Linked DNA regions of Homo sapiens: region 1 is linked to region 2. A link is a contact called in ENCODE Hi-C data. All regions are on one chromosome and are shown on one strand. The core of a region is the stretch at or near the end of the contact, and the rest is flanking DNA. Distances in the headings are between cores, read along the strand shown.

What was found. Hi-C counts contacts between places; a loop is a spot of excess contacts on that map. Pooled maps may share reads with other maps.
Region 1: a loop to region 2 is called in a pooled map, with 14 times the contacts of the local background. The contact joins the promoter of CDC20-DT here to the promoter of FOXJ3 in region 2. A Hi-C loop is called at or near these places in 6 of 50 pooled maps.

What each region holds. Positions count from the first base shown.
Region 1 is chr1:43,356,161-43,362,512 of GRCh38, reverse strand. CDC20-DT (CDC20 divergent transcript) reads left to right here and starts at 3,840. Exons shown (of 4, transcript NR_183650.1): 1 at 3,840-3,963; 2 at 4,405-4,471; 3 at 4,613-4,710. It overlaps CDC20 (cell division cycle 20), which reads right to left and starts at 3,532. Exons shown (of 11, transcript NM_001255.3): 1 at 3,507-3,532; 2 at 3,117-3,346; 3 at 2,875-3,023; 4 at 2,692-2,788; 5 at 2,416-2,544; 6 at 2,124-2,320; 7 at 1,920-2,014; 8 at 1,552-1,780; 9 at 1,268-1,393; 10 at 201-318. The coding sequence starts at 3,297. RefSeq lists silencers at 3,344-3,493, 3,684-3,793 and enhancers at 3,236-3,744, 4,084-4,143, 4,255-4,763.
Region 2 is chr1:42,330,631-42,336,568 of GRCh38, reverse strand. FOXJ3 (forkhead box J3) reads left to right here and starts at 1,334. Exons shown (of 13, transcript NM_014947.5): 1 at 1,334-1,510. RefSeq lists a silencer at 1,298-1,817 and an enhancer at 1,402-2,359.

The DNA of each region.
Region 1 (6,352 bases), core at 2,591-5,090, 1.0 Mb before region 2:
TACAGTTTAGTGATTTTTAGTATATTCACAAAATTGTACAACTGTTAAAACTAATTCTAAGACATTTTCAACATTTCCCATTACCCTCTCTCAGCCCCTGGCAACCATTAATGTGTTTTTTCTCTGGATTTGCTTATTCTGGACATTTCAGTCATACATTATGTGGCCTTTTATGTCCGGCTTTTCACCTAGCCACTTACCTTTGAGTTCAGCCACCTTGGCCATGGTTGGGTACTTCCAAATAACTAGCTGGTTCTGTGCAAAGCCATGGCCTGAGATGAGCTCCTTGTAATGGGGAGACCAGAGGATGGAGCACACCTGTGGAGAGGAGCTGGTGTGGGCATGACATATAGCCAAGGCTACTTAAATCAGAACTGAGCCCATTCTAGTGTTAGGCACCCTGCCACATGCTCCAGACTCAGAGTTGAATGATCATAGTCCATACAAAAGTTCCTTGAGAGGCAAATTATAGACACTCGCTGATGTAACCATTTTTTACCTTTACAGTGGGTTTACTGGGACTTAAATCAGGGAGCATCTGTATTATCCATTGGATAGATGAGGAATCAATCAGAAGGAAGTTCAATAGGTTGCCAAAGGTCACATTCAAGTTTAGTAGATGACAGAGCCAGAATTTTAACTTGGGCCATCTGGCTCTAGAGTCCATATCTACAGTGAAGGCTGAATGTGGGGGGAGTGGAAGGAGAGAGCCTCAAGTATCTTTCTAATGGATTTGGATTATATGCCATAAGTGATGGGAAGCCATCACAGGTTTAAGGACAGTACAGTATAACAGACCACAGCATGGAGGATGCATTGCAGGAGATAACAAAGAATGCTTGACACCAGTGAGGAAGCCATTGTAGTGGGCCTCCACTTGGAAGGATGAGGCTGAGGGGAGGGGACAGATGTCAATGATATTTTGAGGTAAAACTGATAGATCCTGGTGAGGAGGATGAAAAATTCTAGGAGGTTTCTCAGATTTCTGAGCAGGTTCTGCCATTCCAAAGCAATGTGAGACAGGAAGGAACACATTTCAGGGAGGCAAGGGGAAGTGACAAGGTTAATTTGGGACAGATCAAGGTGGTGGTGCCTATAGGACATAGGATTGGAGATAGCCACAGACTGTTGGAAATGAAGCTCATGAGTGAGAGCTGAGTTAGAAGTTTGGGAATCACCAGGGCATAGAGTTGGTGAAGCCATTGGAGTGAATGTAGTTGCCCGGTAAGAATGCATGTGGGAGAGGCAGGAACAGGCAAAAGATTACCTGGGAATGGGCATCCACGGCACTCAGACAGGCCCCAGAGCACACATTCCAGATGCGAATGTGTCGATCACTGGTGCCCCCTCCTGTTGCCAGGACATTGGACTGCCAGGGACACCATGCTACGGCCTAGATGGAATAAAGGTGGGGTCAGCAGGTACTAGAGCCAGACAAGGAGCTCTAGGGGTCACAGATTAACCCAGTCCAATCCTACCATCCCTTCTCCCCTTAACAGTCCCCAGATTATAGGTGAGGGTCTGCAGAGGCTTCAGCCCAACCCTACTCACCTTGACAGCCCCTTGATGCTGGGTGAATGTCTGCAGAGGAACCCAGCCACCCTCTCCAGGAGCACTAGGCCACACATTGACCAAGTTATCATTACCACCACTGGCCAAATGTCGTCCATCTGGGGCCCAGCGCAGCCCACACACTTCCTGGCTGTGGCCACTCAGTGTGGCCACATGGTGTTCTGCTACCCGAACATCATGGTGGTGGATGTGGCCAGAACGTGAACCACTGGAGGAGGAAAGAAGGGAATCAGGTTCTGTGGCAGCACCAAATGCAAGCAAGCCAGAGCTGGTTCAGTTCAGGGGTGTACAGTCAAGGGGAGGGTGGGCAAATATCAGACTACCATAGACCAACAAAAACCACTGACCTGGACAGGATATAGCTGTTCCAGCTTAGGGAGCCCACTCGGGCAGAGTGACTGGTCATATTTCGAAGCCGTTTCTGCTGCTGCACATCCCATAGCTAGAGAGAGAAGCCCACTAGGATCAGAGATTGGGACTTGGCATTAATATCCTCCAGCTGTGCAAGCCCATTGGGACTGGTGAGAATGACAGCACTGGACACGTCTCACCTGCACCTCAGCACTGCTGGTGCCCACAGCCAAGTAGTTGCCCTCTTTGATCCAGGCCACAGAGGATATATATTCCCCAGGCTGCTCCATTTGCAAAAGCTGCAGGATGTCACCAGAGCTTGCACTCCACAGGTACACACTGTTGTCCAGTGCCACGGCCAGTACATTCCCAGAACTCCAATCCACAAGGTTCAGGTCTGTCAGAGGTGGAGAGAAGAGCATGAGCTTCCTTGTTTGTGTGGTCCCAGGCCCTCTTTCTCCATGCATGAGGCGAGGATAAGGATGCACTTACAATAGTCATTTCGGATTTCAGGCGCATCCAGGATACGGTCTGGCAGGGAAGGAATGTAACGGCAGGTCTTCCGGCTGGAGCCAGGAGTGGCCTTTTGGCTGTAGAGTACTTTCAGTCTGTTCTGATAACCTGTGGCAACGGAGTGAGTCTAGACGCTGGGAAAATCAACACCTCCCTTGCCCTCAATCTTAGATAGGAAGAGGAGACAGATATCTGTGCTCAGCCCTGGAGATGAACTGACACCTCCCTCCAGGAACCAGGAACTTCGGGTCTTACCCTCTGGCGCATTTTGTGGTTTTCCACTGAGCCGAAGGATCTTGGCTTCCTCTACATCAAAACCGTTCAGGTTCAAAGCCCAGGCTTTCTGATGTTCCTGGCATAAAGGGTAGTGAAGGAGCAAGATGGTATTATCCAAAGAACAGTCAGGTCCCGTGCCTTAAGCCCCTCTGGGACACATACCTTCTTGGTGGGCGTCTGGCTGTTTTCAGGCTGGTTCTCCTTGCTCAGGAGGAAGCTGGCCACCTCCATCTGGGCAGCACTGCGATGGGGGATATAGCGGTCACCGCCAGGTTTGCTAGGAGTGGTCTGAACCTTGGAACTGGATTTGCCTGGGGCGGAGAAAGAGAAGACAGTCTGACCAGGCTCCCCAGGGAGAAAGTATGAAGGCTGCTCTCACTCAGTTCCTTTGGCACCTCACTGACCAGGAGTTCGGCCCGGAGTCCTGCCGGCGCTGTGGGATCGGTTGGCGGCCCGCATGGGTGAGGGGGCCGGGCCTGCGGCTTCCTTGGCTTTGCGCTGCCAGCGCGCAGGGGGTGCATTGGGGATGGGTGCATCCAGCTGAAGCAGCGAGTGCAGGTCACTCTCGAACGCGAACTGTGCCATGGGAGCGCCCGCAGGGGGAGGGGTCCTTGCAGTTGGTGCCTACGGAGCCCTGGAGGAAAGGAGGCGACGGTGCTCAGGGGACAGAAAGGGACCCCTTCGCTCCTGGCCGGCCACAAAATCAGGGCCACCCTCGGCTGCAGCCCCTTCCGGCCTAGCACCCCCTCCCCCTGGCCACGGCCCCACCTCGGCTCAGCCCCACCACCTCTCACCGTGCCCTCCGGAGCAGTTCCGACCGGCTTTAACACGCCTGGCTTACGCCTCTTAAACTCTCCGCTCCGAGCGCCTATTGGCTCCTTCAAAATCCAACCGTCGCAACCGTTGCCCTAGCCCATTGGCCTCTCCGGCGAAGGGGGCGGGCCTTCCGGGGAAAGTCTCAGCTATCACGAGAGTCTAGCGGCGGAGCGCGATTTGAAGGGTACGAGAGGGGCTGGGAGCCGGCGCCAGAGGACTAGTACTGGAAAGCCGGCCGGGACAGGGCGGGGCAGGGCGGGGCCGGGTGGGGCCTGCGCTGCCTCAGCGTCCTGGAGTCGTCTCGGTTCGCCCTTTTGCGTGCCTTCCACCGCCGCGAGCTCGGAATGTCTGGCCCCGGGTGCTTCAGGGTCCGAGAACCTGCAGAAGTTCACACTTAAATCCTACACGAGAGTCGTATTTATGATGCAGAACTCGGTGCAGAACCCGATGGAGTGCCCAAGGCGCTTGAGCCGTTCCTAGAAGGGGAAGGAGAGCCGCGGGCGGCAGCGGGGCAGGGGACGGAATTGGGAAGCTTGGGAGCAGGAAGAAGGCCAGAGCTACTTAGGGTACATTCCACTTTTGCTTGGCGCCGGGTAGGAACCCTGCTAGAAAGGAAGTAACGTGTGTTTGTCTCGTTTGCTGTTGTTTTACAAACAGGGAAAATGAGGTTGAAAAGGGTGAATGAATTCCTTAAGGTCAAGAAAAAGGATCGGTATTCAAACCTGCCTATCTGGAAGATAAGCTTAGACTGCCCTACAGGAGGCACTGTGGCTTATCCCCTTGGGGCTTTAAAGATGTGAGGACCTTAGAGATCCATTAGTCTAACCTGTGCGTGGTGCAGCCTCCCCACCCCGACAACAAATCCATATTTTACAGATGGAGAAACGGAGGCCCAGGGAAGGGATGTGCCCGAGGTCATACAAAGAAGTTTGTGGGAATCCAGGTCTGACTCGCACTCAATCTAGTGCTCTAATAATGACTTGAGTGAATTGTATGAATGTGCTCAGAGGTGGAGCAGCAATCATAAAAGTAATAATGGTACCATTTATGGACCATCTAACTACTGTGTTAAAACAATTTACAGGCCATGCGCGGTGGCTCACGCTTGTAATCCCAGCACTTTGGGAGGCCGAGGCGGGCAGATCACGAAGTCAGAAGATCGAGACCATCCTGGCTAACACGGTGAAACCCCGTCTTTACTAAAAATACAAAAAATTAGCCGGGCTTGGTGGCGGGCGCCTGTAGTTCCAGCTACTCGAGAGGCTGAGGCAGGAGAATGGCGTGAACCCGGGAGGCGGAGCTTGCAGTGAGCCGAGATCGAGCCACTGCACTCCAGCCTGGGCAACAGAGCGATACTCTGTCTGAAAAAAAAAAAAAAAGTTTACATACATTATCGAGTTCAATCCTTAATCCCATAAGGCAGATAGATACCCCATCTTCCCTTTACAGAAAAAAGAAACTGGGTCAGAAAGATTAGAAACTTGCCCAAAGGCATGCAGCCAATAATAAGTAGGGGAGCCCAGGATTCAAACTATCTGACTAATCCCTGCAATCTAAACAATACGCTATACTGTCCCAGAAAGAGGCTGGAAAAATCATTTTCAGTCATTAGCTTAAAGTCCACTCCGATGCTTACAGATAATGTTATTATCTTTGACTTGAAGCCTTTGCATTCTCTATTTCCAATTACCTTGGAAAATAAGGAATTGGATATGCTTAGGTTAGAGGTGGGGAATTCCCAGAAAACATAGAAAAGGTTGTCTCATGTCAAGTTGGTCAGGGTCTTAAATGTTAAGCTAAAGACTTTGGACTTCATCTGCTAGGCATTGTGGTACCTGTGGGGTTTCTGTGTAGGGAAGGACCAAATAAAACATCTGAGGGGGGGGATATGGCAATAATTTGCAACTTCTGGTGGTAGCTATAGAGAAGGATAAAGGGTATAGCCTCAGGGAATTTGTACATTTAAAAATAAAGGATTTGGGCAGGTTGTCATGGTTCACTCCTGTAATCCCAGCACTTTGGGAGGCCAAGGCGGGCAGATCACTTGAAGTCAGTAGTTCAAGACTAGTCGGGCCAATGTGGCGAAACCCTGTCTCTACTAGAAGTACAAAATTAGCCAGGTGTGGTGGTGCACACCTGTAATCCCAGCTACCTGGGAGGCTGAGGCAGGGGAATCGCTTGAACCTGGGAGGCGCAGGTTGTAGTGAGCGAGGTCGCGCCACTGCACTCTAGCCTGGGTGACAGAGGGAGACTTTGTCTCAAAATAATAATAATAATAAATGAATGAAGGAAGGCAATGGAAATTATCCAGACATGGATCTTGAAGTGGGAGATACCCTAATATATGTAGTCAAGTGGAATGATGACAGAAAGGGTCAGATTTGGCCATTGAAAATCAAATTACCGATGACTTTGGAGAGAGCAGGATCAGGAAAGTGGGTGCTTGAGATCCATTTTGGAGGAGTTGCGGAAAGAATGAAATAGGGAGAACGGGAAGCCGGCAAGTATAGGTGACTTGTGTAGCCCATCCCCTGATATCCTCTATATTCGTTTGCTAGAGTTACTGTAACAAAGTACCACAAACTGGCTTAAATGACAGAAATTGGTTGTCTCACAATTCTGGAGGTTAGAAGTTCCAGATCAAGGTGTCATGAGAGTTGTGTGAGAACCGTGAGGAAGAATCTGTTCCATGCCTCTCTCCTGGCTTCTGGTGGTGGTTTGCCGGCAATCTTTGTCATTCCTTGGCTTATAGAAGAATCGCCCTGTTCTCTGCCTTCATCTTCACTTGGCTTTCTTTCTGTGTGTATGTGTGTCCAATTTTCTC
Region 2 (5,938 bases), core at 85-2,584:
GCCTTCTAACATATTACATAATTCTCTTACATTTATCATCTTTCTCCTTATATTAGAATGAAAGCTCCAACAGGGAAGGGTATTTGTTTTCTCTCTCTCTTCTGTTTACTGATACATCCCAAGCACTAAAATAGTGTCTGGCAACCTTAGTAGTGATTGGCAAATATTTGTTGAGTGAATGAGTACATGAATCTTCAGAATCTTGCTAGTCTTATAAAGAAAAGGAATATGTGAATACTTTGAATCTCCAGTGCCTAGAAATGCTTGACCAAACGGCAGGTGTTCAATGTTTACTGAAGGAATTGTGTGCTCAGATCTGCTGGAGGTCTTTATCTGAACCCTTTGAGACTATGTCAAAAAAGTACCCAGGGCCAATTCACTCATGCCTCTCCTTTTCCTCTCATCCAATCAGCCTAGTATTCATCTAACAAATATCTAAGTCTCCAAATATTGAGCCACCCATTGTGAGTTCAAAAGCGTGTTTGGCGCTGCAGGGGAATATGTGACTAACGCGAATGAAGCAACAGCAAATACTACACTGGAATGTAATTAAGTGTGAAATTATAGGGCAGATTATCAGTGCTAATAGTTTAGAGAAAGAATCAGTGAAGACTGACGTAGAAGTAAATTCCAAAGTTCACTCGTCGACCAAACTACCCTTCTAAACGCTCCACCTACTGATAGTAGTACCATAACCTGGGTAGCTACCTTGAGAATTAGAAGGGCCTTTAGAGGTCCAACTCCTTTAAGAAAGAAAGAAAGACCAGGCACGGGAAAGGCCTCCGCAGACATGAGTCTAGCACCTGGGACTCATGAAGTTCTGAAAAGAGGGGTGTCCTGAAGGTCCAAGGCGCCTTTGTTGGGGGTCCCGGAATCCGCGGTGTGCCAGGTCGGAAAAGGCGTCCGCTTTCCTGGAGAGGAGGCTAAGGTGCCGGGCGCTTCGGTGAGGTGGCGGATGTTGGGGGGCGGGGGAGGGCAGAAGGCACCATTCCTTCGGGGCATGGGGCCCCAGGTATCCGTGGGCAGGGTCCAAAGCCACCGATCCCTACTGTCCTCAACTGCGGGGTTGCCTCCGCCGCCTTTGCTCCCAGACGCCACTCCGAGGCACAAGGACCCCAAGTCGCTCGGAACTGCCGGCCGCTAGATGACACCGGCTGCGCCGATGCAGAGCCTCGGGAGTCTCAGGGCACTACTTGTCCCAGCGGAGGGATCCTGCGTGCGTCGAAGCGACCGTGACCGCGCAGGGACTTGACGCCGCTGACGCCGGGCCGGCGGCGCAGCGACGCCGCAGGAGGCGGTGGCGGCGAGGGCGGGCGGGGGATGCGGGTCGGGAAGTAGTTCCGGGTGCGCGGCCCCGGATGTTGGCTGCTCTTGCTGCCGCCGCCGCTCTCGGGGCTGCTCGGGGCCTCGACCGCTCGCAGTAGGCACCGTTGGGACCTTTCCCGGGGGGGCGGAGACGCACGGAGCGGCCGGGGGCTCGGCCGGGCCGTCCCGGCCTGCGCAGCCTGAGGTAAGTGCCCCCCGCCAGGGCGGCCGGGCCTGGGCGGCGGGCGAGGAGGCGGGGCTGTGGCATCTCCCGGGACGGAGGCAGGGGCTGTCCTCCGCGAGACGCCCTCTCTCTTCCAGCCGCAGCCGCGTTGCGGGGTGGGCGGCGGGTGGGGCAGGGGGCCTGGGCCCCGGCTGGGGCCTGGCGGACGCCGAGGGCTGGGTCCTTCCCTCCCCCGCGGCGCTTCTCAGCTGCTGCTGCCCCTCAGCTGGGAAGCAGCGGCTTCGCGTCTCCCGCCCCTCCCCCAGGCGGGGCACCGGGGAACCAGACGTGGATCCCGGGGGCGCCTAGTCCGAGGGCAGCGACCGTCTCCTTCCCTCCATGACCTGTCCCTTGGCCTGGGCTAGCCCCCGACCCCGGCACTCTGCGGCTTCTTCCCTTTAAGCTTGGGGGCGCTTTTCTGCCGGCAGGGCGGGCTGTACCTCACGCCTTGGAGTGGCCCTTTGGGGAGAGGAGGCCCATGCGAGGGTGCTTGCGTTCCCGCCCATCCTGTGTCTGTGTCCTTTGCTGGGATTAGGGCAAAGGCAGCCGTTCCATGCGGACGTGTTGCTGTCCTGTGTGTGTTGCATCCTGCCCACGTGGTAGAGTGTCTCCCGCCCCCCCTCCCAGCTCCATTTTTGCAGCTGGTGAGGAGGGAGGTTAACGGGATGGTTTTTCCTCTGTGATTTCCTCCGGGTGGCGTGGAAGGTGTTAGGGTCAGTTTGCTTTGCCGAGGCCGGCTGTTGGTTAGATGAAGAATCGAGAGTTGTACTCTGAAATTGAGGCCAGTAGGGGACATAACAGGGCTTAGTTTCATTAACATCTTTTTTCCTCTTCCATTAGCTGCTCTTATTCTTTTCTCTGTTGCTTAATTATAGAGAATAAGCGCTTGCTACCGATGCATTCAGGTGTATAGTTTTCATTTCTCTGTTTTACTTTTTGTGTGTCTGGTTAGCAAAGGTTTTACTATTCCGTGTTGGTGCATTCCACGTCTGTGTTGTCCCTGGTTGGATTCCTGAATGAGTTAGAGCCATTCACTCTAATTCCTGAAGGAGTTAGAGATTGGTGGGCACCTTTTTGGTCTTTTTCTGAGATTTATTTGTGTGTGTTTTCTTCCTTCTATTTTGTTTCCCAGTGAAAAAGCGTGATGTCATAGGAGCGTTATATGCATAGCTCTTTTTCTCACAAGGCAGCACTAGTTTCACCTAGTCACTTATTTTGTAGAAGCTCTTTTACTTCACTTTTCCTCTTACTCTGTTGAGTACCCATTGCACACTCTTTTTTTGAAACTGGTTTGAAACATGGTTTGAGTAGTTTTTTTCTTAATGTCTCTTCCAGATTAGGGTTTCCATCTTCTGTTTTGCTGTTTTGAGACCACAGATTGTTCCCGCAATAACAGTGAGAGAAGCCTATTCCTCCTGGTCCCTAGCAAATATTTATAGAAAAGCAGTAACTCCTCTCTTTTTCTGAGTGGTATATATTATATAGACGTGATTAAGTTTTTTAGTTTCTTAGATAAATAGGAGGATTTCTCTTTTTGCTTTTGTGTCTCAGAATTGAGGTGAATCTTCTTGGTTTTGTGCTGCCGAGGACAAAACTGGGAAGTTTCTCATGCTTTCATTAGATTTTTTTTGGATGAGGCTAGAACGTGTTTATTTTGGCTCTTTTTTGTTCATTAGTTTGGGTAAAATAAAAAAACTTAATGTTTCAAAGTCACTTACTAGATTCCAAAGTGGCCTGCATTCTCACTTTTTCACATTGTACATTCTTTGAGTATATTTTTGACATTTTTTTCCTTTTATCTGGTACAGTTCGTATATTCCCTTTCCTTCTATGTAGAATGAAAATATTTAAATATAGATTTTAGATTATATTTTTTCATTATGCTAAGTATGGGTGGGGCAGTGGAAAATGGAGAATGTTGTTCTGATACATACTGAGGCTTTTTGTTTTTTTTTGGTAAGTCAGCATTTGTGTACTTCTGTAAAGTACCGAGTTATCTATGTGTGAAGTCTGTATGAAGAGACGAATAAGATACGTGGTCTCTTGGAAAGCTTCAACTTATATCGAAAGAACAGAGTTTCTTTTTCTGTTCGGGAAACATGTACATCATTCAGAATTATCAAACTGCATCAAACTTCTCCTTGGGATAACAGTACAACCAAGGTCAAAAGTGTAAGGGACATTTGAGAAAGATACAAATTTCCAAAGGGAAAGAGGTGTATTTCAGGAGAGTGAAGGGGCCTGTGCAAAGCGAGAGAAGTGGCAATGTACAAATGATATCAAGGAGCTTGACTGTCAGATCATCTGTGTTGGTGAATAATAATAAATGAGTTTAGGATTGGTGAGGGGGTATTGATGGAGGATCTTTCAAGGATAGAGGGTTTAGTTTGATAGGGTACCACAATGGGTTCTAAAGAATGAGAGTAAGATGATGCATCTTGTTCCTGAGGAAGGTTTTTGTTTCAGCTGAGTGTCCTGGGAGTGGAGAGACTGATTAGAGTGCTTATGGAGAATTTTAGGAATAAGCTGATGAGGGTCTGATATAAGATAGTGGTTGTAGGAATAAAATAATAGCTAACATTTACTTACTGTATGACAGGTATTCTAAGCGCCTACGTTTGTTTAATTCATTAAATCTTCATAATAAGGTATTAAAATCAGAAGGGACTTTGGGCAAGTTGCTTAACCTTATGCATGTAATTATTCCCATATACAATGAACGGTTAGATGAAAGGTAGATTTTGCACTGACCAGGGATATAGATGCTAGTAAAACACATCAGTAGATGTGTGTTGGGAGGGTAGTAGTATAATGAAGAAAGAGCTTTGAGGTTTGGAATTTTGGGTCTTGAAATAGGCTAATAGCATTCTGAGAAGAACCAGAAAGTGCATCATTTCCAGGATAGGAAGATTTTCTACAAGGGCAGGGTGTTGACAGTTTCAAATGCGGTGTAGAAGTTCAGAAACAGTGACTACAATGAAAAGACAATTGAATTAAAGCAGAAGAGATAATTTGTAAACTTAGAGAGAAAATTGAAAGGAGGGGTAAGAATAGATGCCAGATTTGTTTTTCACAGGATTTGTAGAGACATTAGTATCTGATATGGTAATTATTAGTATTTCCTTAAAAAAAGAAACAAACTTATGTTCCAAAGCCAGTGATTTTATACTTTAACGCTTCTCTCCTTAAACTTTTATTCTTTTTTTTTTTTAAAAAAGCTTTCTTGAAGTATAATTCACATACCATTTCATTCACACATTTAAAGTATACAAGTCAGTGGTTTTTAGTGTATTCACAGAGTTGTGCAACCATCACCACAGTCATTTTTAGGACAGCATTTCAAAAAAAAGCCTTGTACCCATTGGCAGTCACTCCCCGTACCCTCACCTCCAGGCAGCCACTAATGTACTTACAATCTTGTAGAGATGTTGATAATTCCAAATGCCTGTTGTGGGCATTTCATACAACATACGGTCTTTTGTGTCTGACTTCTTTCACTTGCATATGTTTCAAGGCCCATCCATGTAGCATGTATCAGTATTTCATTCCTTTTTATTGCCAAATAATATTCCACTGTATGTATATACTACGTTGATAGCCATTGCTTTAGTTGATGGACATTTGAGTTTCTTATTCTTTCATTATTATTATTATTATTTGAGACAGAGTTTCTCTCTGTCGCCTAGGCTGGAGTGCAGTGGCGCCATCTCGGCTCGCTGCAACCTCTGCCTCCCAGGTTCAAGCGATTCTCCCACCTCACCCTCCACAGTAGCTGGGATTACAGGCGTGCACCACCATGCCCCGCTAATTTCTGCGTTTTTAGTGGAGACGAGGTTTCACCATGTTGGCCAGGCTGGTCTTTGAACTCCTGACCTCAAGTGGTCTGCCTGCCTCGGCCTCCCAAAGTGCTGAGACTACAGGTGTAAGCCACCGCGCCTGGTCAAGTTTCTTAATTCTTTTAAACTCCTCCCCATTTTCATTGAATCTTCACCCTGCCAACCCCTCACATGGCCTTCTTTTAGATTATAACCTCTGCCATGCATTTTGCTAAGCATTGGGGATATAAAGATGAATAAGACATGGCCCTTGAACATTCATATAGTGTTTTATTGGTTTATATACATTTTCTCATACATTCTCTAATTTGATCTCAACAACCCTGTGATAAAGGCAGAATATCTTAAAGATGAGCAATTTGAAGTTTAGGTGACCTGCTTAGGGTTGTACACTTAAGTAATTGGTGGAGCAGGTAGGTCTTCTTAGTTCATATTTGTGCTATTTCCACTACTCTGTGCTGCTGTTTTAACTTAAAAATTCTCATGTAATTTCCTGGAGACTTAGAGGGACTGGAAAATGTACTGACTCAAAGAATCACTGTTTTTTTTTGTTTGTTTGTTTTGTTTTTGAGAC